4 separate regions of the Homo sapiens genome follow, and all the other regions are linked to region 2. The links are chromatin loops, found by intact Hi-C in ENCODE. Cell type or tissue: CD4-positive, alpha-beta T cell. All regions are shown on one strand. Links, peaks and the distances in the headings refer to the core of each region. The heading gives the core; the rest is flanking DNA.

What was found. Hi-C counts contacts between places; a loop is a spot of excess contacts. Peaks named below come from ENCODE experiments on the same cell type or tissue, not always from the same donor. Only the 100,000 strongest peaks of a DNase experiment are listed, where the experiment ranks them.
Region 1: it touches region 2 in a loop (2.0-fold over the local background); 2 of 110 quality-filtered maps call a loop at or near these places.
Region 3: it touches region 2 in a loop (5-fold over the local background); 2 of 110 quality-filtered maps call a loop at or near these places.
Region 4: a loop joins it to region 2, with 2.6 times the contacts of the local background. A loop is called at or near these places in 2 of 110 quality-filtered maps.

The regions. Positions count from the first base shown.
Region 1 is chr16:4,422,504-4,428,437 of GRCh38, forward strand. It overlaps DNAJA3 (DnaJ heat shock protein family (Hsp40) member A3), which reads left to right and starts at 3,365. Exons shown (of 12, transcript NM_005147.6): 1 at 3,365-3,589. The coding sequence starts at 3,379. It overlaps LOC124903635 (a long non-coding RNA gene), which reads right to left and starts at 3,286. Exons shown (of 3, transcript XR_007064963.1): 1 at 2,975-3,286. In CD4-positive, alpha-beta T cell, for the core only: no CTCF peak of the experiment used is centred there; DNase peaks (open chromatin) are centred at 2,481, 3,018 and 3,308; H3K4me3 peaks cover 2,059 bases; H3K27ac peaks cover 1,823 bases.
Region 2 is chr16:4,690,860-4,696,793 of GRCh38, forward strand. It overlaps NUDT16L1 (nudix hydrolase 16 like 1), which reads left to right and starts at 2,703. Exons shown (of 3, transcript NM_032349.4): 1 at 2,703-3,020; 2 at 3,119-3,379; 3 at 4,099-4,985. The coding sequence starts at 2,868. The coding sequence ends at 4,320. It overlaps MGRN1 (mahogunin ring finger 1), which reads left to right. Exons shown (of 17, transcript NM_015246.4): 17 at 1-113. It overlaps ANKS3 (ankyrin repeat and sterile alpha motif domain containing 3), which reads right to left. Exons shown (of 18, transcript NM_133450.4): 18 at 5,652-5,934. RefSeq lists enhancers at 2,274-2,363, 2,615-3,122, 3,123-3,630, 4,233-4,733 and silencers at 2,554-2,913, 3,024-3,523. In CD4-positive, alpha-beta T cell, for the core only: no CTCF peak of the experiment used is centred there; DNase peaks (open chromatin) are centred at 1,252, 2,012, 3,332 and 4,042; H3K4me3 peaks cover 2,444 bases; H3K27ac peaks cover 826 bases.
Region 3 is chr16:5,089,348-5,095,281 of GRCh38, forward strand. EEF2KMT (eukaryotic elongation factor 2 lysine methyltransferase) reads right to left here. Exons shown (of 8, transcript NM_201400.4): 3 at 4,137-4,217; 4 at 2,447-2,548; 5 at 1,085-1,218; 6 at 737-1,002. Among named protein-coding and RNA genes, the nearest start is that of EEF2KMT, 5.5 kb to the right of the region's middle. RefSeq lists enhancers at 410-910, 911-1,411. In CD4-positive, alpha-beta T cell, for the core only: CTCF peaks have their summits at 3,139 (motif pointing left) and 3,341; a DNase peak (open chromatin) is centred at 3,094.
Region 4 is chr16:5,031,572-5,037,505 of GRCh38, forward strand. It overlaps NAGPA (N-acetylglucosamine-1-phosphodiester alpha-N-acetylglucosaminidase), which reads right to left and starts at 2,364. Exons shown (of 10, transcript NM_016256.4): 1 at 2,258-2,364; 2 at 1,702-2,157; 3 at 174-313. The coding sequence starts at 2,343. NAGPA-AS1 (NAGPA antisense RNA 1) reads left to right here and starts at 2,131. Exons shown (of 2, transcript NR_038913.1): 1 at 2,131-2,490. RefSeq lists enhancers at 1,601-2,102, 2,296-2,475. In CD4-positive, alpha-beta T cell, for the core only: no CTCF peak of the experiment used is centred there; DNase peaks (open chromatin) are centred at 2,100 and 2,380; H3K4me3 peaks cover 1,632 bases; H3K27ac peaks cover 744 bases.

The sequences.
Region 1 (5,934 bases), core at 405-5,404, 270 kb before region 2:
AGGTGTGAGCCACCGCGCCTGGCCACAGAACCCATACTCTTTTTTTGTTTGAGACGGAGTTTTGATCTTGTTGCCCAGGCTGGAGTGCAGTGGCGCGATCTTGGTTCACTGCAACCTCTGCCTTCTGGGTTCAAGCGATTTTCCTGCCTCAGCCTCCCCAGTAGCTGGAAATACAGGCATGTGCCACCATACCTGGCTAATTTTTGTATTTTTAGTAGAGACGGGGTTTAACTATGTTGGCCAGACTGGTCTTGAACTCCTGACGCTGTGATCTGCCCTCCTCGGCCTCCCAGAGCGCTGGGATTACAGGCATGAGCCACCGCGCCCAGTCAGAACCCGTATCTTTTTTTTTTGAGACAAAGTCTCACTCTGTCACCCAGGCTGGAGTACAGTGGCACTATCTCAGCTCACTGCAACCTCCGCCTCCCGGGTTCAAGCAATTCTCCTGCCTCAGCCTCCCGAGTAGCTGGGATTACAGGCGCCTGCCACCATTCCCGGCTAATTTTTGTATTTTTAGTAGAGACAGGGTTTCATCGTGTTGGCCAGGCTGGTCTTGAACTCCTGACCTCAGGTGATCCGCCCGCCTCAGCCTCCCAGAGTGCTGGGATTACAGGCGTGAGCCATTGTGCCTGGCCCAGAACCCATACTCTTCATCACTATGCTGGTCATTTAAGTATTTGCTGAATGTATTAAAGGAACTCTTGCTCACCTCCCAACACCCTTGTTCATCTCAGTCCTCCCCATTCCGTAGCCCAAACTCTCTCCAACTATTACTTGCAATTTACAATAGCTTGGTCACTGTTCTTCAAAGGACTGGTGGTTTTATTTATTTATTTATTATTATTATTTTTTTTTGAGAGGGAGTTTCACTCTTGTTGCCCAGGCTGGAGTGCAATGGCGCGATCTCGGCTCACCGCAACCTCCGCCTCCTGGGTTCAAGCAATTCTCCTGCCTCAGCTTCCCGAGTAGCTGGGATTACAGGCATGCGCCACCACATCCAGCTAATTTTGTATTTTTAGTAGAGACAGGGTTTCTCCATGTTGGTCAGGCTAGTCTCGAACTGCTGACCTTAGGTGATCCGCCTGCCTCAGCCTCCCAGAGTGCTGGGATTACAGGCGTGAGCCACCGTGCCTGGCAGGACCGGTGGTTTTTAATCTTCGAGTCTCAATGCCTGTGGAGAATTTGACGAAAGCTATGGGTATCTACCCAAATTAACATCCACGTACACAAAAATTTGGTGTACAATGCTGGGAGTAGCGGGGAGGGGGAGTAGCACAGATTCCCAGGCTTTGGGGATGGGGGTGAAGATTTATGAGCACAGTTTGTTTTAAATCCAAACAAGAATCCTCAGGTTTTTTCCCCATTGCTTGAGGTGGTTATGATGGTGGGAGTGTGAAAATTGAAAGTCCTTTGCAAGACTAACCAGGTCAGGTCTCCCTTCCTAGCCTCATCTCATCACATACTTTTTTTTTTTGAGACAGAGTTTCGCTCTTTTTGCCCAGGCTGGAGTGCAATGGCGTGATCTCGGCTCACTGCAACCTCCACCTTCCGGGTTCAAGCCATTCTCCTGCCTCAGCCTCCGGAGTAGCTGGGATTACAGGCATGCGCCACCACGCCCGGCTAATTTTGTATTTTTAGTAGAGACGGGGTTTCTCCATGTTGGTCAGGCTGGTCTCGAACTCCGGACCTCAGGTGATCCGCCCGCCTCGGCCTCCCAAAGTGCTGGGATTACAGGCGTGAGCCACTGCGCCCGGCCACCACTTCTTTTCTTTTTTTTTTTTTTTTTGAGATGGAGTTTCTCTTGCCCAGGCTGGAGTGCAGTGGCGCGATCTTGGCTCACTGCAACCTCCGCCTCCTGGGTTCAAGCGAGTCTCCTGCCTCAGCCTCCCGAGGAGCTGGGATTACAGGTGCGTGCTACCATGACTGGCTAATTTTTGTATTTTTCGTAGAGACGGGGTTTCACCATGTTGGCCAGGCTGGTCTGGCACTCCTGACCTCGTGATCCGCCGGCACCTCGGCCTCCCAAAATGCTGGAATTACAGGCGTGAGTCACCGCGACCGGCCTCATCACATACTCTTAAATTTAGGGTTTAAGCAAAGAAGGCAAACACTTTCATATCTTAGACATTTGTTTCTTAAGTTCAGGCTACTTGGAATACTCCATCCCTACCTGACACACTTTTCATCGATGTTCAGTTTGAATCTTACCTCTTAGAAGCCCTGACATCCCAAACTTCCTCTCTCCCATTTTAGAAATGGAATGACTCCTTCACCTTGTATGACTGTAACAGTGCTTATTCCTGTGATAGCATTTAACATTGTTAGTTGCTAAGGAGCCTCTCTCGAGTCATTGTTTGCTCCTCCCGAACAGGGATGGTGTATCAGGCATCACTGTATCCCCGATATTCTAGAACATGCATGACACACAGTAGGCGCTCACAAGTTTTACTAATTTAGTTTTTGGGCAGCACGGCTCCCATTCGGAACCAGCAAGTTCACTGCAGGTTTGGAGAAGGCTAACACGCTTAAGGAGAGAGCTGAGGTCGGCGCGGTGGCTCTCGCCTGTAATCCCAGCACTCTGGGAGGCCGAGACGGGTGGATCACGAGGTCAGGAGTTCAAGACCCAGCCTGGCCAAGATGGTGAAACCCCGTCTCTACTAAAAATACAAAAAAATTAGCCGGGCGCGGTGGCGCGCGCCTGTAATCCCTGCTACTCGGGAGACTGAGGCAGAGAATTGCTTGAACCCGGGAGGAGGAGGTTGCAGTGAGTTGAGATCGCGCCACTGCACTCCAGCCTGGCGACAGAGCGAGACTCTCTGTCAAAAAAAAAAAAAAGAAAAAAAGGAGAACTGAGTCTTGTTAGAGGAGGCGGGTGGGGAATCAGCCTAAGAGACAGTGAGACTGCGGCCAGGATTCTGAGGGTGGCGACGAAGATTTACTAGAAGCGCGCGGAGACGGCATGAGTAAAACTCACGCAATTCGTCGTAAGTCTCAGGGTCAGCAGGAGGAAACCACGCACTACATGCTGGGAGCGGCGCGACGGAGGACCGCGTTGTATGCTGGGACTTGTAGTCTCGCCCTTAGCCAGACCCCTCGGACCACTTAAGTTCGGCTACATTCAACCACGTCCTTACACCGATAACGTACACCCATTGGTTGTCTAGCACAGAATAGCGAGGTTCTGCACGGCGAGTCTACCTAACAACACTCTTCAGAGCAAACCCCGTTTCGGCGATGGCTACCCGGAAGGCGCGTTGGCTGCGGCTACGCGTACGGTGCGCCTGCGCGTGCGCGACGCATGCGCCTCTACGCGCGCCCGCCGTTCCCGCGAGGCCCACCTAGAGCCGGGCGGCGCAGGCGCAGAGTCCCCGGGCCAAGATGGCTGCGCGGTGCTCCACACGCTGGTTGCTGGTGGTTGTGGGGACCCCGCGGCTGCCGGCTATATCGGGTAGAGGGGCCCGGCCGCCCAGGGAGGGCGTGGTGGGGGCATGGCTGAGCCGCAAGCTGAGCGTCCCCGCCTTTGCGTCTTCCCTGACCTCTTGCGGCCCCCGAGCGCTGCTGACATTGAGACCTGGTGTCAGCCTTACAGGTGAGGGCAGGTTCCAACTTCCGAGTGGCGGTTTCAGGGCCTAGAAAAGAGTGAGTCTCCTCGCTGTGACTACGGCTGCAGGGGTAGTGGGGTGGAGGGTGTCTTCCGACGCGGATGCACAATTGCCGGAGACACAGACAGGCAGGAGGCGGGGAGGCCCCAGTGGCTGCTCAGCCGTCAAGGAAGGGAGAGAAGCGTGGAGCCCCCGGCGGCGGTGATGAAACGCCCCGTAGATCGTGAACCTTCACCTCTCTGTCAACATTTCTGGAGGCCGCTGCTCCCTCGTCCTCTTCCTTTCCCATCTCTCCACCTTCTAGCCCGTAGCGGAAGGGAAGAGCTAACTGCCATTCGGAGAGGCCTAGGTACTTTGTTACAACAACCCTGCAAGATGCCTGCCGTCATCACCATTTTAAAGAATGAGAAACTGAGATTCAACGGAGGAATCGACCAGCCCAAGGTCATGGAGTTAGACTAGAAGAGTTGTCTCAAACCCAAAGCAGTCATGTCATAGTTTACGCTCTTTCTACCACGTGGTGCTAATTGAAGGGCACAGTTAACAATCTTTTTAGAAGTCTTTAGTTGGTGATTGTAATAATAACACAGTCAGACATTTATTGAGCACTTACTGTTGGCCAGGCATGGTTTTCCCCTTACATCACATTTCCACATGATAGGCACTGTTATTCCATTTTATAAAGATACTGAGGCTTAGATGTTAAACCACTTATAAATGTCACAAGGAGGTGGAGGCTTGATATCATTGCCTGAGATGACACTGAATTATACATTAAGCCTTGAAGTGCTTAGTCATGTTTTCTTTTCTTTTCTTTTCTTTTTTTTTTTGAAACTGAATCTTGCTCTGTTGCCCAGGCCGGAGTGCAGTGGCTCAATCTCGACTCACTGCAACCTCCGACTCCTGGGTTCAAGAGATTATCCTGCCTCAGCCTCCCCAGTAGCTGGAACTAGAGGCATGCGCCACCACGCCTGGCCAATTTTTGTATCTTTAATAGAGACGGGATTTCGCCATGTTGGCCAGGCTGGTCTCAAACTCCAGACCTCAGGTGATCCGCCTCCCCTTGGCTTCCCAAAGTGCTGGGATTACAGGCGTGAACCACCGTGCCCTGCTTAGCCTTCTTTTCTTATGCCGTGTGTTTTGTGCTGTGTGTTGTACGTACCTGAATTGTGCTAGTTTTGTGTCCTCTAGAATTTGTGCAAATGGTATTTAAGCTATCTATAAATTTATAAAGATTAATTAAAGGGCCCTGACAAGATAATTTATACCAACTAACTTCCTGTTGCAATCCAGTTTGTAATAGTTACATAGTAGACAATCATTAAAGTATCAGTAATTGTGGTTACTTCATGCAATGTAAAGAAAAGAGCCTGGGCTTCAGGGGTGAACTTCCCCAGCGTCTGTGAGCGGGGTGTATTATTTAACCCCTTCGAGCACCTGTCTGAAAATTCATTCATTCACAGGTGTTAATTGAGGCCAATTGTATGCCAGCCACTGTTCTGGGCACTGAGGAGATGGCAGAGAACAAAGAGATTGGATGTGTGTTTGGTTAAGAGAATGATTATTTATGTATTTAATTATTTTTTAAGACAGGGCCTCCTGTTGCCCAGACTGGTGCAGAGGCACAATTACAACTCAGTGCAACCTTGACCTCCCAGGTTCAATCGATCCTCCATCCTCAGCCTCCTGAGTAGCTGGGACTACAGGCATGCACCACCACACCCAGCTAGTTTTCTGTAGATGGGGTTTCACCATGTTACCCAGGCTGGGCTAAAGTGATTCCCTTGCTTCAGCTTCCCAAAGTGCTGGGGTTACAGGCATCAGCCACTGCACCTGGCCAACAGAATGAATTTTTTTTTTTTTTGAGACGGAGTCTCGCTGTGTTGCCCAGGCTGGAGTGCAGTGGCGCTATCTCAGCTCACTGCAAGCTCCGCCTCCCGGGTTCACGCCATTCTCCTGCCTCAGCCTTCTGAGTAGCTGGGACTACAGGCGCCCGCCACCACGCCCAGCTAATTTTTTGTATTTTTAGTAGAGACAGGGTTTCACCGTGTTAGCCAAGATGGTCTCGATCTCCTGAACTTGTGATCCACCCGCCTCAGCCTCCCAAAGTGCTGGAATTACAGGCTTGAGCCACCGCGACCGGCCTTATTTTTATTTTGAGATGGACTCTTGCTCTGTTGCCCAGGCCAAATTGCAGTGATGTGATCCTGGCTCACTTCAGCCTCCCAAGATGCTGGGCTTATAGGTGTGTGCCACCATGCCAGGCTAGATTTTTCAACATGAGCAAAAGTGGCCATTTTTAGAGCTTGCTAACATTTTCTAATGTCAAGGT
Region 2 (5,934 bases), core at 377-5,376:
GGGCCGCAGAGTGGCCCGCTGGGACTCCCATGTGCTGCCGTCTGATGTGCTCAGATGGGCTCATCGTTGGTTCGTTTTTACTGTATATTTATAGTAATAAAATCATGCAGCAATATCCTGTCTGCTCCTTCCTCCGGGTGCAGCCCTCAGGATTGTGGCTGTTTCCTGACCCGGAGTTTTGCCGCTGGGTGGTTGGCGGTGGCTCCCGCACCGTGGCAGCTCCACGGCCTCTGCCTGGCTTCCCTCTGGGGTCAGGGCAGTGAGCAAGGTGAGGGCTAACGAGAACGGGCAGCTCCCAGCCATCCCTGTCAGGGCTAGTTGTCTGGTTGGAGGGAAGCCACACCCTCCAGATTGGGCTCTCTCGTGAACAGGTGGTTGGGGAGCCCAGGGCCTCCAGGTTTGTGAGTAGTCGCTCCGGTCCCCATCTCTAGTCCTGATCATCTCAAGGCATTTGCTGAGCACCTGCTGTGCGTCAGTGGAGGCAGAAGAGCTGAGGCCCCGGCCCTGGCCCCGGGCGCCTGCCTTCCAGGCAGTGAGATGCCCAGCAGCTAATCAGAATCCTGCCAGGTTTGGTTACTATTAGGAAGAAAGTCAGCATGGTGGTGAGATGAACCCGTACAAGGTCTCATTTAACCGGGTGGCAGGGAGGGCCTCTCTGAGGAGACTTAAACAGCCCTGAGGGCTGAGGAGGAGCTGGCCCTGGAAGAGTGTTCCAGGTGGCAGGAGTGAGCCTGATGTGTCCCCTGGGGACGGAGCCCCTGGCTGGAGTGAAGGGTGCTGGATAGATACTGAAGAGCTTGTAGGGGCTGCTGGAGTGTTTTTATAAGGGGGAGTCAGTTTTAAAAACAGGCTTCCAAGCGGAGAAGCAGTGCTAGCACCCTGCGGCTGGCGTGTGGAGGCCGGACGGTGGGAGCAGGTCTAGCTGCCCATGGTTGTGGGCTCGCAGGCTGGAGCCCGGCCCCAGGCCTCTGCACAGCCCCCGCTCCCCTGCCCAGGGAGTGGCCAGTGCCCCAGGGCACCCACCACACCACTGCCTACCACTCAGGGCCCCAGCTCCTTTGCGTGCAGGTCAAGCTGCCACCATGGCCCTTCTTTGAAGACTGTGAGGGTGGAGGGAAAGCCCGTGTTCTAGCCCATCAGTCCCTGCCCCGAGAAGGCTGCCACCCATGGGCCCTGCAGCTGCTCTGACCTGCCTGGGTCTGGCCCCATCCCAGTGTGGGTAGAGGGGTGCCCAGGGTGTCAGACGGGTGCTTGCATGGGCCAGATGGGCTCCCCCTCTGTACCTCCCAGAAGAGCCAGCGCTTGTATTGATGTCTGGTCTCGGGGAGGGGCTGCAGCAAGGGGAGCCTCTCCTCCTCTGCCCCTGCGTCCCACGGGCCCTGGGCGCTGGCTGGGCTTGGCTGCCTAGGGGTGGGGCCCTCTTTGGGTGAGAGGACCCTTCCCCTCGCTGCCCTCTCGCCTTCTCACATGGTCGCTCACTCTGGAATCTGGACTTCCCCTGCTGCTTGCAGCTGTCCCATGTGACCCCTGACCCACTGGTGGCCACAGGAGGAGAGAGAGGTGCCCTCTCTGGGTCCTTATTCTCCACATCTGAGGCCACCACGGACCTAACAGGTGAGTTTCCAATGCCCACCCTCTCCCTCTCTCTTCTCCTGCCTGCCTCCACTGAAGGCAGCCTTCTCTGTGCCAGCGAGCTCGGCCTCACTGCACGGCTCTCCCGAGGCTGTGCCCCAGCCCTGGGCACCCATGCTGTGAGTGCAGGCAGGGGGGTTCATGTGCTCAGCAAATCCATTCCCCTGGTGGGGAGGAAAGTGGCCCTGGGCCCTGCTGCTGGTGAGGTGAGCCTTGCCATCATGGAGTTCAGGGCACCTCGCTCTGCCTTGGGCTGTTTCGGATGCTTCTGAGCCCCAGAGACATCTCCAGTACAAACACAAGGTAAGTGGTAAGTACCTCAGGCCCTTGTGGAATCGGGATTCTGCCTCTGTCATCAACTGCCAGTTGTACTTAGGCAAGTTATGTCCCTCTCTGAGCTCCAAGTTCCTCATCGTAAATTGGGGAAACCCCTCTTCCCCCCACAGTACCTGGCACAGGGTGCCCGGCTTGGAGGATGCTGGAAAGGTCCAGCCCCGGAATTTAAGTCACTTTCTGCCCAGCAAGCTGGGTCCACAGAGCCCCAGAGCTCCCGGTCGTCCGCCCTGACCCAGCGTGGACTCGGGGACTGGGGCACTCAAGCCCTGCCAAGCCCTGCTCCCCGTGCTGTCCTGGATCGAGCCTGCCAGCAGGGTGGCTAGGTCGGGACAGCTGTCGTGCATGGCAGGCGAAGGCCATCTCCCTCCGGGCTTGGGTCCGGTGGCGCTGGCGGAGCAAGGCTCCGGGGCATCTCTGGCTCGTGTGGTCGTGCCAAGGGTGCCATTGCGGATGGACGGGGCCATGCGGGCCGGGTCGGCCTCCTGGGGAGAAACGGGTGGGCGCAAGGGGATCGGCGCCATCGAGGGTGGAGAAACCGCAGGGAATTTCGGCTGTCCGCTTTGGGGCGCCAAGGAAGATGTTCGTCGCCCACAATGTCAACCTTGAGCCACCACGGCACCGACCAGTCGTCTAGGCTCTCCCGTCGGAGGCGGGGCCGCCGCCCAGGGTGTGCGACTATTGGGTGACGGCTGACGCGCACCGCCCTCCTTTGCACACCGCCCGCAGCACCTCTCGACGACGCACCGCGGCGCTGCGAGGGGCTCGGTCCCGGGGCGCGCCGGCGATTGGCGGGGGAACCGGACCCGGGGGCGCGGCCGCCCGCGGATTGGCGAGGCACGGCGGGGGCGGGCTCGCGCATGCTCTTAAGTGGCAGCGGCGGGGACGGGGTCAGTGCCAAGATGTCGACGGCGGCGGTTCCGGAGCTGAAGCAGATCAGCCGGGTGGAGGCGATGCGCCTAGGGCCGGGCTGGAGCCACTCGTGCCACGCCATGCTGTACGCCGCCAACCCTGGGCAGCTCTTCGGCCGCATCCCCATGCGCTTCTCGGTGCTGGTGAGGACGGGCGAGGGCGCGGGCGAGGGTGCCGGCGCGGGCGGGCCCGGGCGGGGGCGTCCGTCGACCCCGCGGCTGTGACCCGCGCTCCCTTGCAGATGCAGATGCGTTTCGACGGGCTGCTGGGCTTCCCCGGGGGCTTCGTGGACCGGCGCTTCTGGTCGCTGGAGGACGGCCTGAACCGGGTGCTGGGCCTGGGCCTGGGCTGCCTGCGCCTCACCGAGGCCGACTACCTGAGCTCGCACCTGACCGAGGGCCCACACCGCGTCGTGGCGCACCTGTACGCGCGGCAGCTGACGCTGGAGCAGCTGCACGCCGTGGAGATCAGCGCGGTGCACTCGCGCGACCACGGCCTGGAGGTGGGGCCGCCGCCCGGGCCCCGCCCCCCGCCCCGGGGTTTGGCTCTGGCCCCGTGGAAGGCACCGATGGGTAACACGTCTCCTGAGGGTCCCCTGGCCGGGCTGGGTCGGGTGTCGCTGTCTCCAGCAATGGGGTGGGGAGAGGGGTCTGGGGCTGGGAGGCCGGGAAAGGAGGGGCGGGGGTGGGGGCCGGCGCTGGGGCTCCCTCAGGGCTGTGTTACATCCGCCTTGCTGCCTGCCATTGCCAATCCTGGGAGTGGGGGAGTGGGATCGGTGGGGAGGAAGGGATGGGGGAGGAGCGGGGATTGCTTGGGGAGTTGGGAAACTTGAGCACAGCGGGGGTTGTAAAACTTGGGAACCTCATGTTGGGCGTGAAGGCTCTTGGGATTTGTACTTTGTGGTCTGGAAGGGCTGGACTGCGGGTGTTCAGGCTTCGTTGGGTGGACGGGGGGAGCATGGGGTGCGGACCCCGGGGTGGGGTGGCCTGGGTACGAGGGGGGGGAGTGCATGGGGTCAGCCTCCACACTTGCTTGGGGAGGAGGGGGCTGCACTGCTCCGAGGGAGCTGGCTGGCTTCTGCCAGGCCCTGCGTGGGTCTCCCATTAAGTCCTTGGCAAAGCTGGCTGCTCATACCCTGGCCTCATAGCTTCCAGGCCCCTCCTGCTGGAGGTGCCATTGTGTGGCAGGCCTGGCCCCAACCCCTACCTCCTGTCTGCGCAGGTGCTGGGCCTCGTGCGGGTCCCGCTGTACACCCAGAAGGACCGAGTCGGAGGCTTCCCCAACTTCCTGAGCAACGCCTTCGTGAGCACGGCTAAGTGCCAGCTCCTCTTTGCCCTCAAGGTGCTCAACATGATGCCCGAGGAGAAGCTGGTTGAGGCCCTGGCTGCAGCCACCGAGAAGCAGAAGAAGGCCCTGGAGAAGTTGCTCCCGGCCTCCTCTTGAGGGCTGCCTGAGCTGGTGGCACCCTCCCCTGGGCCGGAAGACTGGGAATTCCTGCTAAGTGTGGCTTCTAGAGTGTTTGTGTGTACCCCGCTTCTGACTGCCTAGGGCGAGTGGGCATCCTGTCATCATCTCCACTGTCCCAAGCAGTCACTAGGTGGCGGCCGGGCCAGCTGGAACCCAGCCCATCCTCTCAGGCAGAGCAGGGTGGTCCGGGCACACTGGGCCTGCCTCTCCAGCCTCAGGATGCTCTTGTTTATTCTGGGCTCAGACCCTCCTCTTGTACGTCTCATCACAGCTGGTAGAGACCCAGGAGTGCCTGATTGTCCCACAGGGGTGGCGCACAGCTCTGGGACCACTCAGAAGATGGGATGTGTGGGTGGAGGATGCCTTGTCTCGGTCAGCTCATTCCTGCCTCCTTCCTGAGCCAGTTCAGGGCCTGGGGGAGAGCCAGCTTGGGGTAGGAAGTTAATAATACTGTTAATTTGGGTTGTTGTTGGATTTACTTTGCTAGATTTTCTCTTTCACCACGTGTGAACTGTGGGTGAGGTTTCAAAGTAGCTTCACCCCACGTGGCTTGGTTCCCAGGGACAGTCAGGGCCTCGGGGGCCCAGCTATGTACAACGAAGCTGTCGAAGGAGAAGACAATAAAGTCGCTCCGCAGCTGCTCTGTGTGTTTCTCAGCTGCCCTGTGTGTTTGTTTTGGTTCTGGATGGAACCAGCTCAGGCCCCCTGCCCTAGGTGGGGGAGGGAGGAGCTGCCCCAGCCAGGGGCACGTTTGTTCCCCAGTGTTTACTGGGGGCACTCCCAGCATGAATGCTGTGCCCATCAGCCAGGTTGGGGCGTCTGGGCCGAGACCTTCAGGGCAGGCTCCCCTTCCTGATCCTGGTGGCCCTGGCTGCACCTGGGCTGACCTGCTTTGCTTTGCAAACCCACCATTCCCCACTGTCTGCAAGCAGCTCCAGGGGATGGTGTAGAAGTGCAGGCTTACTGTGCAGAAGGACAGCAGCAGAGCCATCCCTCGTGGTCTCCTACAGCCCCACATCTGGAAAGACTCCAGCGGCATCGTCAGAAAATTTGCACAGCCCATGCCTGGCCCGGTGAGGGAGGCAGTGTGCCCAGCTCCATCTCAGAGCTCGGTGTGAGAGCAGCATGTCCCGGGGGAGGCCCTGTGCTACGGCGGGCTGGGGATGTTCTTGGCTCTCAAAGCCTTATCTTGAGTTGTCTGGGCTCCAGGAGCAAAAGACACACCCCTGAACAGCAGAGGACAGGGCAGTCAGGGTTGCTGCATTGGCCAGTGCCTCATGTCATGTGACCAGAACTGAGCCCTTCACTAGCTGTTCTTAAATTTTATTTTCCAAAAAATGGCATTTTCCAGGTGCCCCAGTCCTCATTCCTAAGGTCCCACCTCAGTTGGCACCTGTGCGTGTATATGGATACACTTTCCCCCCAGGGCCCTGCCTGGTATGGGCCAGGGCAGCCCATGAACTCTGGGCCTCACCACGAGGTTCTGGGTGAGGCCCTCGTCCCGCCTCAGTGCTGGCCCGAGCTGCCGAGCCAGGGCCGCAGCCCCCGTCTTGCCTCTGTCTGCCGGCTGCTCCCGGGGCCTGATCCTCT
Region 3 (5,934 bases), core at 359-5,358, 400 kb after region 2:
GGTCATATGAGACTAGTAGATGCCATTTGACCATTTGGGCCATTAGATGGAAAGGCAATTACTTGGGTGAAAAAGGAGAACCCTTAGTAGAGAAAGCTGCAAAAGACCGAAGCAAAAGAAAAAAATCTCCAGACTCACTGGTGTTCCTTAAAAAACCAGCTCTGGTTCTTGGCCTATCTAGAGGGCTTTGAATGACACAAAGCCTGACCCTGCCATGAACTTCATGTTTCAGGCATCTGCTGATTTGTCTGCTGGCTTGCAGGGGTGGGCTTGTGTCCCTGGCCACCGCTGGACCTGTGGGTTTCAGGGCTGGGACCTAGGACCACAGGCAGAGCTCTGTTCCACCAGAGAGGGGACTGAGTGTGCTGGCAGGGGTGAGGGGTTTTCGGTGGCCCAGCCAAACACCACCTTCTCTCAAGGGCCCTGTCTTCGTCCCAGAAGTGGTTGTTTTCCTCCTGTGGTCTCTGAAGGACACAGGGCATGGCTCTGGGACAGAGCCATGTGGTAACGACTGGAACGGGAGTATGCCTGTCTCCAAAAAGAGGGCTGTGGGTTGAAGGTCACCTTAAGAGGCACCCCTGTCCTGTGATGTCACCCTGGAGGCCCAGAGTAACTCTTCTGGAAGCCCCATCATGTCCATGCCCGACAGCGTCCATTGTTCCCTTTTCCCAGAGCCAAGAGCTGGGTAGAGCTGCAAGGACACCACCTGCACAGGGTGCCCGGGGCTGGGCATTACCTGCTGCAATGACAACATCTGGCTGGAAGGCAGAGAGCTGATGGACCGTCGCGACGTCCCAGTCCAGCTGGGCCACTGTCACCCTGGGGCTGTCTAACTTGGCAGTGATGTCTGCCTCTAATGAGAGGCCATTGAGAAGGACATTCCCTCGGAGCTGCTCAAGGACCCGGCTGTGACAGTCGCTGAAGATGTATGCCCGGGGGCGGCACATCTTGCAGATGGCCAGGCCTGTGAGGCCAGCACCACTGCCAAGCTCTAGGACAGTCCTGGCGGGAGGAAAGGGGACCGTGTCTGCGACTGCACCAGGGTAAGCCTGCCTCGGTGCCCTGCCCTGCGCCCCGAGGTCACCTGTTAGTGAAGACTGCCGGGTTCTCGATGGCCCATTCTGCAAGGTAGAGGGCGGCGTCCCATGTGACCAGGCCTGTGGTACCGTAGGAGATGATGGCCGTGCTCTCGGAGAGTGTGACCGAGCCTCCCGAGGGCTGCACCAAGAGAAGGCGAGAGAGTCAGTCCAGCGATCAGAAGGCAAGTGGCTTAGAAGACAAGTAGCCCCACCACATGGCTGAATAAACCATGACAGGACCAATCGCCACTCAGCAATGAGAAGCAGCTAACTGTTGGCATGCCAACAGCTTTCACGGGCCTCAAGGGTGTCACGCGGTGTGAAAGACACTCATCTCAGGCCACACAGGATTCCATTCATCGAACCTTCCTGAGACAACGGAATTCTGGCGATGGAACACATGTCAGTGGTGGCCAGGGGACAGGTGTGGCTATGAAGGGGTGGCTGCCTTGTGATGATTCAATATGCTGTTTTTCCTTTGTGGTTTTCTGTATCTATGTTTTATCTTATTTTTTTTTGAGCTCTGTCACCCAGGCTGGAGTCAGTGGCACGATCTTGGCTCACTGCAACCTCTGCCTCCTGGGTTCAAGCAATTCTCCTGCCTCAGCCGCCCAGGTAGCTGCGAATACAGGCGTGTGCCACCATGTCCGGCTACTTTTTGTACTTTTTTTTGAGACAGAGATTTGCTCTCGTTGCCCAGGCTGGAGTGCAATAGCATGATCTTGGCTCACTACAACCTCCACCTCCTGGGTTGAAGAGATTCTCCTGCCTCAGCCTCCCTAGTAGCTGGGATTACAGGTGCCCACTACCACACCCCGCTAATTTTTGTATTTTTAGTAAAGATGGAGTTTCACCATGTTGGCCAGGCTGGTCTCAAACTCCTGACCTCAGGTGATCCCCCCGCCTCAGCCTCCCAAAATGCTGGGATTACAGGCATGAGCCACCACGCCCGGCCTGATTTTTGTATTTTTAGTAGAGACAGGGTTTCACCATATTGGCCAGGTTGGTCTCGAACTCCTGACCTCAGATGCAACCACTTCGGCCTCCCAAAGCGCTGGGATTACAGGCGTGAGCCACCACGCCCAGCCCTGTCAAGTATTCTTTGAGGACTGGGCACCAGGTCCTTGTGAAGCAGGTAGTGTGTGTCACCTATTGGATAAGTGCCCAACAACTCCACGAGACATGCTGTTGTTGTTGAAGTGCCTGATTTACAGACAGGGAAACTGAGGCTAAAGAAGGTTGACGGACCTCATGTCTAAGACTGTAGAATGGGTGAGTCAGGATTTGAACCCACACCCACGTTTTCACTTTGTCTGTGCAGGAAGGGTATCTGGGCTGTGAGGGGGAGGAGGGTGCCCTTCTCATACCAGCAAATAGCTCCGGTGGCCCTGGGTGGACTCCTTGGCCATCAGGGTCTCCGCCAGCGCTTCATACAGCTCGTCCAAAGGCTCTGTGTGGACAGCCTCGTGCTGGGGGCAGACAGAGTGAGAGCTTGTTTGCTTTCGTTCTAATCTGTAAAAATGGCCAGATGATTTTCACCAAGTTTGGAGGGGAGATTTGCGATGGAATGGTATAATACCGGCCAGCTGCCATATAAAATATTCACTTCGTTGGGCTTGGTGGTGTGTGCCGAATAGTCCCAGCTACTCTAGAGGCTGACATGGGAGGACTGCTTGAGCCCAGGAGTTCGAGGACAGCCTGGGCAACAGAGACCTTGTCTCTAAAAAAAAAAATTCACTTGGTAGGGAAACCTGGATGGGAGGGCCTTGAACCAGAGGTGTTGGGAGGGTAGGGTTAGGTGTAGTCTAGGGCAGGAGACAAGGATTCCGTGAGAGTTGCCAGGTGACCATGATAGAGAGCCGTGTTTGGATCAAACACAGAGAGGAGGAAAACAAAAGGTGCTTTTAAGTGAGCCCAGGCAGAAGTGTGAGGGCGGCCCATGCTGCAGGCTGTGGCTGTCAGCAGGCCGCTTCTCCACAGCTGGCCCCGTCCTATGATTCACAGGGCAGCAGCAGAGTACACTGGGTGACTGCTGCCCTCTCCTGGTGGCACAGGGCAGACCTGCTGGTGACCACAGATGCATGCTTCTGGGGAGGACTAGGGAGAAAGCAGGTATTGGAGAAGCAGGGGATTGTTTATTTGCTAAAAGTGTGGCTCTTTCACTCAGCAGGTCTGCTACTGCCTACTGAGGAGGCCTCTCGACATCCTCATGTCAAACCCTGCATGTTCGGGCGCATCTTTAAAATCCATCCTAGGCCAGGTGCGGTGGCTCATGCCTGTAATCCCAGCACTTTGGGAGGCCGAGGCAGGCGGATCACCTGAGGTCAGGAGTTCGAGACCAGCCTGGCCAACATGGTGAAACTCTGTCTCTATTAAAAATAAAAAATTAGCCAGGCATGGTGGCGTGTGCCTGTAGTCCCAGCTTCTTAGGAGGCTGGCATGACAGTTGCTTGAACCCAGGAGGCAGAGGTTTCAGGGAGCCGAGATTGTGTCACGGTAATCCAGCCTGGGCAACACAGTGAGACTCTGTCTCAAAAAAATAAATAAATAAGTAAAAAATAAAATTCATCCTTTATCAGTCAGGAAAGAGCTCATTCCAGCAGGATTAATGCAGAGAATTCACCAGAGGAACTAGTTCCGAAGGTATGGCAAGAGCTAAATCTTCCAACAGGGGCCTGTGGGGCAACCCAGAGACGGACAAGAGCAGGAAACTCCAAACCCTTCAGCGGGCAGGACAGAGGGTGCGGGTGAGGGTTCCAGTGCTGTGGGCTGGGCCAGCCTGGTAGGAATGAGAATCCATATGCTAGGAGCTGGGGCCCCAGAGGAGCAGCTGCCGTGGAAACCCCAGGAGGCAGAGTGAGGGAGAGATGCTGGCCTCCCCTTCTTCCCGCCCTGCACTGTCTCCCATGGGTCACATGTGGCTGCAGCCAGTTGCCTGGGGAGGCCCCTGCCATGCTGGGGTTTGCAAAGCAGGCCCAGGGCCTGGGAAGGACGGGGGCTCCAGCACGCAGGTGGCTATGCTGTCCGGCTACTGGGCGGACACTGCCCATAACTGACCTTTTTGATGAGTTCTGAGAGAAAGCACCGGGCATATTTGACGGACGGCGGGTGCTTCACACACACAGGATGCTTCACAGTCTACGGCAAAGGACAGAACGTTGGTTGCTCGAGAGCCCGTCTTAAGTCTCCTATGAGCTTCAAGCCAACACAGCAGAGGGCAAACTCCAGGCTACCCGATCCCTCAGCAAAGATGTAGATGGACACAGCGTTTTGGCCCCATGCATCTGAAGTTTGTCTTAAGATATAAGCTGTTTCCTAAAAATGCTTCCACTGCAGTGGCACAGGCTATGGCAGCATTTCTAACGCCCATTCTGAGCAGGAACACAGGGCATGTGGGCCCAAACCGCCTCCCTCCCAGGGGAGCCAGTGTGAACCAGGGTTTGCAGTAAGGACAGTCGCCAACGGTCTGGCTCTATGGAAGAGGCGGGAAGGCCCACTCGGCAACTGCTCTCTTGGAGTGTGTGTCCCTGGGGACAGGATGGAGGGGACGGGACGCTCCGGGTGACACTCCAGCTAAAGCCCAGAGAAGCCAAATGCAGGATGAGCAAGTTCTAGGCAGTGGGAACAGCTGGTGCAAGCTCTGAGGTGGCCACAGCCTGGCACTTGGAAAGGAGGGCAGAGGGACTGGTGCAGCAGGAGTGGGGACGGCGGGAAAACAGGAGCCTGGAGGGAGAGGGAGGAGACGGTCCACAGTGCCTGCTGGCTGGGAGGGATGCAGATTCTGCCCAAGGGCAGCAAAGTACCCCACGCAATACACAGGCTCTTCAGGCTGGTGCTGGTTTTTCATTTATTCTGACACAGAGTCTCGCCCTGTTGCCCAGGCTGGAGTGCAGTGGCCCGATCTTGGCTCACTGCAGCCTCTGCCTCCTGGGTTCAAGCGATTCTCCTGCCTCAGCCTCCTGAGTAGCTGGGACTATAGGCATGTACCACCACGCCCAGCTAATTTTTGTATTTTTAGTAGAGATGGGTTTTTGCCATGTTGGCTAGGCTGGTCTGGAACTCCTGACCTTAGGTGATCTGTCCACCTCAGCCTCCCAAAGTCCTGGGATTACAGGTGTGAGCCAGTGCACCCAGCCTTGTGCTGGGTTTTAAAGCAGCTCTCCCTACATTTCATGCTTCACCACCTACGAGAGTGAGGCTCAGGGTGAAACTCAGAGCAGGGTGCGAGATAACTTCAGGTATCTCCATGCTCGAAGCCCTGGTATTGCCCCGAAAGTTTTCCCTGCTGTGGCTGTATCTTTTCCACATGGATAATCTTGGTTCACCTCTAGCACAGGAATTCTTCACCGGGGCTCCTAGGATGGGCTGGGTGGGTGGGGGTGGAGGATATCTGCCTCCTGAGTTTGTATGGAAAATGTATTCTTCTGGTGCACTTCTTTCTGCGAGGGAGTCTATTGCTTGGTCTTTTCAGAAGGGCTCATGGCCCTTCGAACGTGAAGACCCAGGATGCAGGGTGATCTGCACTTGGCCCTCAAGGCCAAGGTCAGGCTGTGGCTGGGCCGGGTGGTGATCCTGCCTCTCACCTGCAGGCAGATGCACTTGAGTCCAAACCCCACCCTGGGCAAAGCAAGGGCCCATTTAGGTCTAGAGGAGACAGGAGTGGGCAGGACAGGCCTCATGAAAGCAAAAAAGAAAGTCTCTGAACATCAACCAAATGCTAGAAGCTGTTTTGCACCTGTCATCTCTGTTTTTGCTGTGGATGGTTTAAAAAACATTCCCTAGATTCCCCCCTCTCATTGCAGGTTTTTGTATATTCTGAAGTCTTTGTCTAAGTCTTAAATAGAAAACGAAAGCG
Region 4 (5,934 bases), core at 247-5,246, 340 kb after region 2:
GTCCTATATATTCAATATAAGCCTATCTTCCTCCCCATGAATCCCCAGTACCCAGAATAGTGCTGGGCACAAAGTAGCTGCTCAATACTTGTTGAAAGACTTAAGAACAGCTCCGCCCAGCCCACTGGTCCTGGTTCTCGAGAGGGTTGTTGCCAACAGCCTCCCCATCCAACCTGTCTCCTGTGTCTCGTCACACTCTGTGGCTTGGCTCTCGTTGATGTAGATGCTTCCATTACGAATCAGCCACACGACCCCACTCAGCAGCTGCACAAATGGGTTCTCAGTGTCCAGCACCTCCTCCTCAGACAGGTACCTGGATCCGGGGAAGGTGGGAAGCTCACTCACCAGCAGGGGCAACTGCAGATAGTCAGGCTCTTTCTCCCTAGCCATCCCAACCTGGCTGCTAGATTCCCCCTCATGCCCCAGGAACCTCCTGGGGCCTGAGTGTAGCTGGGACAACTTAACAGCCCTAGGAATCTCCCTGTTGTCAGAGCTGAAGCTGGACAGGGTTCTGACAATACAATCCCCACAAGCCTTTGCAAACAGTCTGTTTCATTTAACAGAAATGACCATCCCCCAACAGAGCTCAAATCCATCTATGGCCCTCAATCCCCAGGCCATACCCAGCCCAACTACCACTTGATCCCTGTTACGGCCCTTCATTGGCTTCCTTGTTTCTCCACTGCTCTCTCCCACCTGGTCCCACTCAGGATCAGAACAAGCTTTATCATCAACAAATACTTTTTTTTTGAGACTCAAATAATTTTTAAGATAATTTTAAATAATTCAAATCATCAATCTTGCCAGGGCGTGGTGGCTCACACCTGTCATCCCAGCACTTTGGGAGGCTGAGGTGGGTGGATCACTTGAGGTCAGGAGTTCGAGACCGGCCAGGCCAATATGGTGAACCCACTCCCCCGTTCCCCACCCCATCCCGTCTCTACTAAAAATACAAAAATCAGCCGGGCGTGGTGGCACACGTCCGTAGTCCCAGCTACTCCAGAGGCTGAGGCAGGAGAATCGCTTGAACCCGGGAGGCAGAGGTTGCAGTGAGCCGGTATCATGCCACTGCCCTCCATCCTGGGCAACAGAGCAAGACTCTGTCTCAAAAAAAAAAAAATCATCAGTCTTGATGAGTTGATGTTTCTGACACCCCACTCCTTTTTCAGTCCCTCATACACACAAGCCCCCCTGAGCCTCTGAGCCTTTGTGCGTGGGGTTCCTTTGGACTGAAACGCTCTTCCTCCAGTTCTGACCTTGGCTCACTTAGTGATTCATCTTCAAGTTCCCACTCAAAGGTCACCTCGGAGAGGCGTGTTCCAGATCACCCTCCCTAAAATCAACACTATTTACAACGGGTTCACCCCGTTGGTTGCTTTGCTGCACACACAGCAATCAGAATGTATGTTAGCTATTTACCCGGCTTTTGTTGATTTTTCTAGTAATGGGGGAGGGCTGTTAAGGCAAAGACTGTGTTGTTCACGGCTATCTCACCGGGGCGCGGCACATTGCCTGATACAAGCAAGTGCTCAATGATACTGGATGATGAATAAACTCTGCAAGGAAGCGATTCCTATCCCCATTCTGCAGAGGAGGAAACAGGGGCTCAGCTTGGTTAAGTGACTTGAACACGGAGGCACGGCTACAACCCAAATCTCAGGCCCTCTGCCCTCGACAGCACGGGGCTCCCTGCCTCCTCACCCGGTGACCAGGGTCCCGTCGCGGCGGATCCCGAACTGCGCGTTCTGCAGCCCCCCGGAGCTGCTCACCCGCCGCTCGTCGCTCACCACGTTCCCCAGGCACTCGCCCGAGTTCATGCGGAAGAAGCCGCCGTTCTGGGCGACACGGCAGTCGGCCGCCCGCGCCGTCTCCTCCACGGTGGCGCGTCGTCTCGCCGCGCAGCCGCCGGGTCCACCGGGCTCCAGCACCGAGAAGGTGCGCAGGGGCTCAACGGCCCGCGTCAGGTGGCCGGCCACCGCGCGGTCCCTGAAGTGCGACACGAAGGTGCGCACGGCCAGACCGCCGGCGCCGGGAGTCGCGGGAGGCGGAGGCCAACTCTCGTGCTCGCGGTTGCCGGCGCGCACCCGTGTGCAGTCCCGGGGGAGGCGCGCGCGCGCGCGTGGATAGGGCAGTAGCAAGTCGTCGTCGCGGGAGGCCCTGCGGGGACGGGCGGCCGTGAGCTCAGGGGGCTGTCCTCGTGAGCTCGGAGGACAGGGGGGACCCCCCGAACCAGGCTGGCCCAGGGAGCTGCACTCACCCCGAGTCGAGGCCGCCGGACGCTTCCCAGAGGAAGCCGAATAGTGCAAGCCGGAGGAGAAGCCAGCGACCCGTGGAGGTCGCCATATTGGACCGGGGCCTCGGGTCATGTGGGCTCGCCTCACGTGACTCAAGTCCCAGGGTGGCCGCTTTCAGCTCGGACTGAATTACCTGCGCTCTTTTCGGCTGGCGGGCTGGCGGGCGGTGCTGGTGATGTTAACTTTTTATCTCCAGGTAATCTCAAACCTACAGGAAGTTGCAAGGAGAGCATAAAGAACTCTCGTAGAACTGTTATTCATGTTTAGCAGTGGTTTAGGCTTGCCTGATTTACTCAATCATTTGTACTTTGTTTTTTTTTTTTCCTGAACCAATGGCAACCAAATTGCAGATGTCATGATCCTTTACCCCATACCTCGCCATGAATCTCCTAAGAACAAGGGCATTTTCTTAACCACAGGGCAAATATCATTAGGACAACTCCCATTGACATTTCTGTGATGTCATCCACAGCTAACCTTCAATTGTCCCTCTAATGTCTTTTTTTTTCTTTTCCTTTTTGTCCGCCCCTGACCCTGTAACCCAGGAGTTGCTTTTAGTTGTCATGTCTCTTTGATCTCTTCATCTGGAAGGCTCCTCAGCCTTTTGTCTTTTACTACCTTGACATTTTTGAAGACAGCCCAGCTACATGATTTGTGTGACTCAATGCAAAATGAAAACGTGGGGACACTTACTAAAAAACCCAGAAAACTATTAAGAATTTCAAGATGGTCAGAGCAAATGGTTGCAGCAAGCCAGGGACCTTCTGAGTGAGCCCATGAAGCTGGCCCTGAGTATAGAAGCCAGTTTATTTTGTAGCATGTACTTCAAGCTTCCTTTGAGAGGATTCTTCTCTTCAGGCCTCCTGTCCCAGTGCAGTGTCCAGGGTTGGGTGGTGTCTTGGTGCCAGTGCAGTGCGTGGGCCATTCCAGGAGCCACGGCAAGTCTAATTGGCTTGATACTGTTGCGGTCTTGCCAGTGCACCTTAATATAGCAGTTTCTCCTTGTCTGAACTAGTCCCGGGGTTCTTTGTCCTACCTCCAAGAAAACTAAGGAGCGTGGACACAAGGGTGGGGTTGGAGCGAACGTTTAATAAGGGAAAGAAGAAAGCTCTCCAAAGTGGAGACGGGAGTCCGAGTGGATTGTCGGGTTACAGCTGAATGCAAAAAGCTTTTTTTTTTTTTTTTTTTAAGACAGAGTTTTGCTCTTGTCACCCAGGCTGGAGTGCAATGGTGCGATCTTGGCTCACTGCAACCTCAACAACCTCTGCCTCCTGGGTTCAAATGATTCTCCTGCCTCAGCCTCCCGAGTAGCTGGGATTACAGGCACACGTCACTGCGCCCTGCTAATTTTTGTATTTTGGGTAGAGACGAAATTTTACCATGTTGGCCAGGCTGGTTTCAAACTCCTGACCTCAGGTGATCCGCCTCCTTCCGCCTCCCAAAGTGCTGGGATTACAGGCGTGAGCCACTGTGCCTGGCCGCAAAAAACTTTTATAGGACACTGCTCTCCTCCTGGTAACTGAGTAACTTCTTACCAGTAAAACTGCCTGTGCAGCTCCCCTTATGTTATGCAGCTGTGGGTATGTCTCTAGGCAAGTGCAAATCGCTGCTTCTCTTGTTTGTGTAACTGTGGGTTTGTTTTAGATAAGGCCCCCTCCTCCCTGTGCCGGTTTCCATGGAGCCCACTGTGTATATGCCTGAAAAGGAGAGGAAACTTTTTCCCGGGAGCCTGCTAATTATGCAAAGAACAAAGGGCTTCTGCGCTGGACCCTGTCTGCTTATCTCCGTGCAGGTCCAGCCTGAGTTTTTTCCCAGGTTGCTTTATTTTTGCCAGTTTCTATGACTTTTCAGGCAGGCCACTTCTGAGGTCAGAATTTTCCCCAACGGATTTTTCTTTTCCTTCTCCCTCACTACCACAGGTATGGGGGGACACAGATAGGGGCCAGGCCAGCCCCTTTTCATCCACAGTCAGCACTTCTGGTGCTTGATCTCAGGCCCCTCTTTGAGCCACTGCTCCTTTGAGCCAGTCCACGGTGAGGGTTAGTGAACTCAGTTAGAGAGTGTCCCCCCAAACTCATGTCCTTACCAGAACCTCAGAATGTGAACTTGTTTGGAAATTGGGTCTTTGCAGATGTAATTAGTTAAGATGAGGTCATTCTGGAGTAGGGTGGGCCCTGAATCCAATCTGACTGGTGTTCTTGTAAAAGACACAAATACACACAGAGGAAAGAAGCTCATATGAACACAGGCAGAGATTGGACTGATGCAGTCATAAGTCAAAGAATGCAAAGAAGGCTAGCAGCCACCAAGAGCTAGGAGAGAGGCGTGGGAGAGACTCTTGAGCTTTGACAGAGAACATGGCCATGCTGATGCCTTGCTTTTGGAAACTAATACAATTCAGGGACCTCAAAGGGGTCCCGGGAACAGCTCTGACGCTCCTAGTTCACTTTAACCATGTACAAAATGACTGCTCCTCCTAGAGGCTTAAATGACCAATATATTGATGTGAAGGGAGTATATCTTTCTGAGCTTTGCATTGGGCTGCTAAAAATAACCAGCAGAGGAGCCCAGGCCTGACGCCTACTCCCTGCCTCCGGAAGCGCTCTTTTTTTCTGCCTCAGTTAGGAGTTGCAGGAACAGGCAGTCTTTGGCAAGTTCTGACTTTGGTTTTCTCCCTACTTTGAGGTTTGCTACTCCTTTGCCAAGTTTTTCTAAGCACATAACGGGTGCCACAGAAATTCTGCATTTGAACAGAGCAGCCCATATCCACAGTTCTAGCCAAAGCTGCTAAGAAGCCAAGGGTTTTCTTTTTTGCTCTTCAGCCTGGAATACTTTTGTCCCCTCTTAGCATCCTCATTTGAGTTCTACCATCATTTGTGTGTTCAACAGGCTGAGCACCTCGTATGTGCTCCGTTGCAGCTGATCCCTGCCTTCATGGAGCTTAGCTTTTCAAGGGGAAACAGACATGAAACAGTTATGTGATGAATGCAAGAAGCAAAGGGCAGGACTGCGAGAGAAGGATGTTGCAGGTGTGGCAGGGAAGCCTCTCCAAGCCCCTTTAGACTGTGATTGAAGGAAAGAAAAGATGCGGCTGTGTGCAGATCTGGGCCAGAGCCTGAAGTGGGAAACAGCTTGGGAGGTGCAGCAGGAAGAGCCACCTGGTGGGAGAGGAGGGCCGTGGGGGAGGGGTTGGAGGTGGTGAGCAGGGTTGAAGTGGGAGGGCCAAGGCAAGGCCAGATCGTACATGCAGGGATCCAGGGAAATGAGTATGGATTTCAGCCAAAGTGAAATAGTAAGCCATTGGAAGGTTTTTTTTTAAACTTTATTAAGATAAAATTTACATACTGTAAAATTCTCCTAAGTGTACAATGCAATGATTTGTAGTAAATGCACAGCGATATTCCAGCATCACCATTATCCAGTTTTAGGATTTTTTTTATCACCCAAAAAAGTTTTGTTATGTAATTCTATTATTATTTAGAGACAGGATCCCATTCTGTTGCCCAGACTGGAGTACAGTGGTGCAATCATCGCTCACTGCAGCCTCGACTTCTTGGGCTCAAGCAGTCCTCCCACCTCAGCCTCCTGAGTAGCTGGGACTACAGGTGTGTACTACCACACCAGGCTAGTTTATTTATTT